Regions from separate parts of the Homo sapiens genome. Here region 2 is linked to region 1. A link is an interaction called in ENCODE POLR2A ChIA-PET data of the cell type or tissue named here. Cell type or tissue: MCF 10A. All regions are shown on one strand. Links, peaks and the distances in the headings refer to the core of each region. The heading gives the core; the rest is flanking DNA. Region 1 overlaps RERG (RAS like estrogen regulated growth inhibitor). Region 2 overlaps RERG (RAS like estrogen regulated growth inhibitor).

Region 1 (2,924 bases), core at 226-2,725:
TCTCTCTGTGCAGGTGTTATCTTCAGCTTTGGGTGTGAGTAGCACTTCTAGGGGCAGTGTATGGAGTAAGGACGCAAGAGGATGATATATAGAACCCTGGAAGCTTCAACTTTGAGAAGTGCGCAGACGAAGAGCAAACCCATGAAAACAGCTAGTTAGGAGCTACGGAGAGAGAGCAGCAAAGCCAAAGAGTGTGATGTCATGGGAGCCTGGGAAGGAAGGAATTTCAGGAAAGAATAAGCAGCTGTGTGATGATAGAAAGAAGTCTAAGAAGATCAGAACTGGAAAATGATCATTAGATGTGTTGGTCATTGTTTGGTAGTGACCTTAGCAAAAGCAGTTTCAGTAGCATGGTTGTAACAGAAGATGGCTATGTTTTAAGCAATGAATGGGAGAGTTAAAAAAAGATAAGACAGTAAGGGAAGAACCCATATTCAATAAGCTTGAAGAAAAGAAAAAGATGAAGCAGTGGACGAAGACATGCGTGAGGAAAAATGGTCAGGTGAGAATGAGAGGAATAATTGAAACAATGTGGGGAAAGGCAACGAAAACAGGCATCCCAGCTCAGGCTGATGCATGAGCCTTGACAGGAGGAGACACCCAGCTTGCTCCGAGATCATGAAGATGGGAAACGGATGGACGCACGTACAGCTACGTGGTTCTCTCAGCTGAGTTTTCATTTTTATGTTTGACTTCTTAAATCGCATGTAGGTTATTTTAACAAATGATACAAGGTTTTAAAAAATCTCCTTCCCTTATTGCCTTTGGAAGTCTGGAATGAAGGAATAAATGGTCAGCCTCAAGCCTAGACCCTGCACTCACAAGGAGTTAGACAAGCTCTTGCTGGCAGTGCACATCTTCTCCCACACTGCCTTCCCTCCATCCTCCACTCACAGGAATCATTTCCTCATTCTCCAGATCCTTCTACCAGCTACAGAAATTAGGTTCTCACGCCATTAGGAAACACTGAGGAGATTAACAGGGAGGAGTTTAACTATCTTCAATCTTGTGAAGGCTGGCAGTTTCTTAGCCTTGCCAACTATCTATTTTCCTTGTGTGGTTTCTGCCAGAGGCAAGAGCAAACCAAACAGAAGAAAATGGTGGTAGCAGGAAAGAGTACTCTTGAGAAAATTAAAAGAAAAACGAGAGACAAAGACTTAGAAGAGGGAAGATTACTGCTGAAATTAAACCAGACAGCAGGTTAGAAAAGAAAGGTTGGTCACAGAATTAAAAAGCAATTATGTGTATTTGTCTAAGATTTTGTGGATTACCTAATGTATTGGATTATACAGTTTATTTCCAAACAGGTTTCCCTCTACAAACATGCACCTACCAGATATCTGTTTGAGTCCTTTCCTGAGAACCAAAAGCTCTGTGTACAGTTAATTATGGTTCCTTCCTCCAGTAAGAGACTAAGGCAAGAGGTTACCCTGAAAGGTCATGCTGCCCTAATGTTTCAGCAACGTTGACTTTGGAATTCTTTAATTATAAGATCGAAGATGTATTTTTCAAATTAGATAGCAGGTACATTTTTCACTTCCACCATTTCACCCTTAATCTTAAAGGTCTGCTAGCGATTTCTCAGATAGTGAACAAAGTCTCTGAATTACTGATGTTAGCCAGAACTTGCTAATTTAAATTCACTGCAGAGGCATTCGCAATAGCTATCTTGCTTGAGAGCATGCACTCCTAAAGTTTCAGGAATCCTCTCAGGATTTTTGAGTGTTTGGCAATAATGCAATTCTGTTTCTGATAAAGCTAGATTCACTTAAGCATTTTTAAAGCACCTAACACATGCTTGACACTGGACTGTTTGCTGAGAATATCAAAATGAATGAGATGTAAAATCAGTCCCTCAAGATCTCATACATAGAGAAAAGAACAAATATATATTTTTTAATTTCCATCATCTGATTTCTTTGGAGGTTGTTAAAAATCAGAATGCCAAGACCTCTGATATATCCTTTATCTTGTGTGTTATCAGCAAAGCTACTTCAGCATAAATAAGCAAAAGGATACGTAACAGTCGATTACGCAAAATAAAAGTTCTAGATGAAGAGACTTTATCTAAAAGAGTAAGAAATGAAAATAGGAGGAATACCAACTACTCACCTGCCCAATCCCAAGAAACAGTAATAAAGAAACACACTCACCCACACACACACACTATAACAACCACAACGAAAATCTTACCTGACTTGCCCACGCCTGCTCTCCCAAATATTGCCAGTTTGACCTCCGCACTTTTAGCCATGATGGGTGTTGGTAGACAATTTACTGTTGTTAAAACTAAAGCACTGAGTAAATCTTTTTGGTTCCAGTCTTTGGATTCACCATATCATTGTGAATCTTGGAAGAGTCCACAATCCTTAAACAAAAGAAATTTGGGAATTCATAAGTGACTGGAAAATGAATTAATATTTATTGAGCATCTACTATATGCCAGCCACCATTCACTTTTTCAACATTTTCTGGTTTGATCTTTACCACTATCCTGTGAGAAGTCTATGGTAACTTACTGTAAATGATTTAACTAATAAATGGTAGATTCAGGACTTGGATTTGGATCTGGTTGGTACTAAAACGTGCATTATCACACACAATAGCATTTCTAAAGTACTTCCTCAAGAAATTTTCTTATGAAGGTATTGATTCTTGATAGTAACTGAAAGTAAAAGTGAATACACACATTTACCATCTATCTGTAAGCATTCAGTGTACAAACACATGCAGTGGGGCAATGGAGAGAGTCACTTTTGGGCCTCTTCATGTCTCTTTGGGTTGAATAACATACATTCATATTAGTCAACTCCAATGCAACACAATTCAATTTTGCATCTCAAAGTTAAATTTTTTCTCAATTCACACTTGATCACATGATGAATTCCTGTGACAGATACAGATACACATGTTCTAGGAATCAA
Region 2 (2,924 bases), core at 273-2,772, 61 kb before region 1:
TGGGGAAATTTGGACACAGAGACAGACACACACAGAGAGATGATATGGAAACATAAGGAGAACACCATCTGCAAGCCAAGGACGGCCTGAGGTTACCAGAAGCTAGGACAGAGGCAGGGAACAGATCCTCCCTTACAGACTTTGGAAGGAACCAATCCTTCTGACGCCTTGATTTTGGAGTTCTAGCCTCCAGAAGCATGAGGCAGTAAATTTCTGTTGTTTAAGCCCCCCAGCTTGTGGTACTTTGTTGAGGCAGTGCTAGCAAACTAGTACAGTTATATATTCTGAATCCTTGTCTTTTGGCTTGCCATTTAGCCCCCGAGTCTCCCTGGCAATCAATAAAGCACAGAAGCTTTGTTCAGATTGCCAACCACCCGGTTCAGTTCTGGACAACCTCATACTGCCATCCACGTAAGGCAAGTTCCTTTTAAAGTTTGCCAGACCAAAGCAATTAAGAGGGCAAATCTGTTGGAAAAACTCACATATTGCATTATGAAGCCAAATATAAATTCTACTTTGATTATTGTTCCTTATGAAGGAGAGCAGTGTCTCTAATAATCAGAAAAGAATCAGGGATTGATTGTATTTCATTTTCTTCGAGGAAAATTTGGCCAAATAGCTAAAGTAACCTGATTAATGAGAAATTTGCAGAATGGGAAAAACACTGCAATTATAGGCAGCAACCATGGACATCCGCTGATGGCCAAAGAACATAGCCAGTCTTCTGGTGCGTACATTATGTGGCAGCTCGTTGGTCTCCTGCCAAATAGGACAATCAATGTAGGTTGAAATTTGTCTCAATCTCACTCGGCAATCATATTCATAAACACTGCCTCTGTGTCTTATTTAGGTGAGACAGCAACTTAAAGACTATTATGTAAACAGAATTTTCATACCTAGAATTTTAAAAATGTATTAAACTTTAAAAGGGTCTTTCCTAATATTTGATGGAGGAGCTTCAGAATAGTTAATTTAAATGAAATTGTAGTATTATATATTTTCATTTTTTAAAATGTTAAGTTGCTAAGTGTGAAGGCTTTAGACACTGACACCTCATATTGATTCTTGCTTTACAAAGAGACTTGGAAAAGAAACCAGTGTATGTATAAAATGATTAATTGGGATAAGAAACTCAGCTAAGAGATATTCAGACTGGAAAAAACTAAATAAAGAATATAAAACAAGCAATTAAAAAAAGGAAAAAGCAGGCATGGTGTTGAAGTATATGAAGTAATCTAACACCACTGTGTTTTTTCATCTTCATTTTCCAGTGTCTATGCTGCATTGTAACTTTTGGAAAAACATGCACACACCTGGTGCCACCTGGGTAGGTGTGACCAGAACCTGCCTGTTGGAAAATAAAGGATTAAAAAAATGAAATGAGAGAAAGTGACACATAAAAGGACAACTTAAGGTTTCCGCAAAGCAAATACATAACCAAGCTGATCAACCCTCCAGCATAGTCCTTCTGAGCTGTGTTTCCACAGGAAAATGAGGGTAGAGGCAATCACAAAAGTCTTGGCTCTCATCCACCCCTGTGGCCTGCTGACACAGGCCCAGCTTGCCAGAGCACTGGGGTCACAATGAAGTTGCTGCCAGTAGAGCTGCTTTCATTAAAATTGAGTAAGAAGAACAGGTAATGGGGTTGGGCAGAAACTAGGACCTGAAAGTGGTTGGGATTGGGGGACTCCTGTCTTCTAATTGGGAAGGCTGGGTAGGGCTTCTTGGTAGTACCTGACAATTATCTTGTTCTAGCATTTACAGCCTTTCTCTACTCCTGGAGTCACTGCAGGGCCCCCAGGGGACTCTGAAAACAGCCAGTTGTTAAGCAAGGGTATTCTCCACTAGGGCTACCATGAAGTTTATATTATAGAGCTGGATCTTTCACCCCTTTTGTGCTGTAAACCATTTGTGCACAGCCTTTGAACTATTTCTCATAATAATACTTTTTAAATATATATAAAATATATGTCATTACAAATAAAATCAACTATGATGAAATATGGCACATGTATACATATGTAACTAACCTGCACAAAGTGCACATGTACCCTAAAACTTAAAGTATAATAAAAAAATATATATATATATTTATAAATATTGATATACTGTTAGAAAAACATTTTTTAAAATAAATAGGTGATATAGTAATTACATTCTTTATTAATATGTTCAATATAATCTGGTCTTGAGCTTATTAATTATGATTTCACATTAATGATGACGAAAAATAACATTTTGAGATATCAGCAACAACTGATACGAATGGAAATATCCATCATTTCTATTAGGGACAAAGTCACAGGTATTGCTAACACTGTGATTTGTTTCTACATTCATCATGGAAGGCAGTGCCAAATGTCATTTAAGGGTGCATGAAAATGTAGATGAAATGTTTTCCCATACAAGTTCACAGACCCCCTGAAATCTACCTGTGGACCCTTTGCTGGATCTGGAGTTCAGGTTAAGAACCCTGCCATACAGGCTTACCCATCCTAATACGGAAGTTTACCACAAATACCACATCAGCTTTCATGCAATTGTATGATAATTACCAACTTTTAAAACAGTGTCACTTTAATCTCTATCTCTCTGATGATTCAGAAATCACTTCAAAATTTTCACAAGAAGTAACATTGTGAGTATCAAAAAATTTGCCCTGTAGACTTGGGGAATGCTTGTTAATGAAATTACTAGGTTCAGAAAATCTCTAATAGTTGTTAGTATTTTCTTTCTAAACAAGAATGTGCAACAAATGATGCAAGAGCAGAATGGTATTATCATTGCTTTGCGAGTCCTCAGGAGAAAGAAATAGAGTGATCAATATGATCAATAAAACAAGGCAGTTTAAGCTTAAGTCAGACCCTGAAGTCAGGCGCATTTTCGTGCAAATCTCAACCCTACTACTCACATTTGACAAGTTA

What was found. Peaks named below come from ENCODE experiments on the same cell type or tissue, not always from the same donor. Only the 100,000 strongest peaks of a DNase experiment are listed, where the experiment ranks them.
Region 2: POLR2A ChIA-PET joins it to region 1 with 10 read pairs; 3 of 35 experiments call an interaction of 5 or more read pairs at or near these places.

The regions. Positions count from the first base shown.
Region 1 is chr12:15,215,236-15,218,159 of GRCh38, forward strand. RERG (RAS like estrogen regulated growth inhibitor) reads right to left here. Exons shown (of 5, transcript NM_032918.3): 2 at 2,194-2,368. The coding sequence starts at 2,254. Among named protein-coding and RNA genes, the nearest start is that of RERG, 4.7 kb to the right of the region's middle. In MCF 10A, for the core only: no CTCF peak of the experiment used is centred there; no DNase peak of the experiment used is centred there.
Region 2 is chr12:15,153,925-15,156,848 of GRCh38, forward strand. The region is part of intron 2 of RERG (RAS like estrogen regulated growth inhibitor); the gene reads right to left. RERG-AS1 (RERG antisense RNA 1) reads left to right here. Exons shown (of 3, transcript NR_046559.1): 2 at 316-416; 3 at 1,272-1,359. Among named protein-coding and RNA genes, the nearest start is that of RERG-AS1, 3.5 kb to the left of the region's middle. In MCF 10A, for the core only: no CTCF peak of the experiment used is centred there; a DNase peak (open chromatin) is centred at 1,537.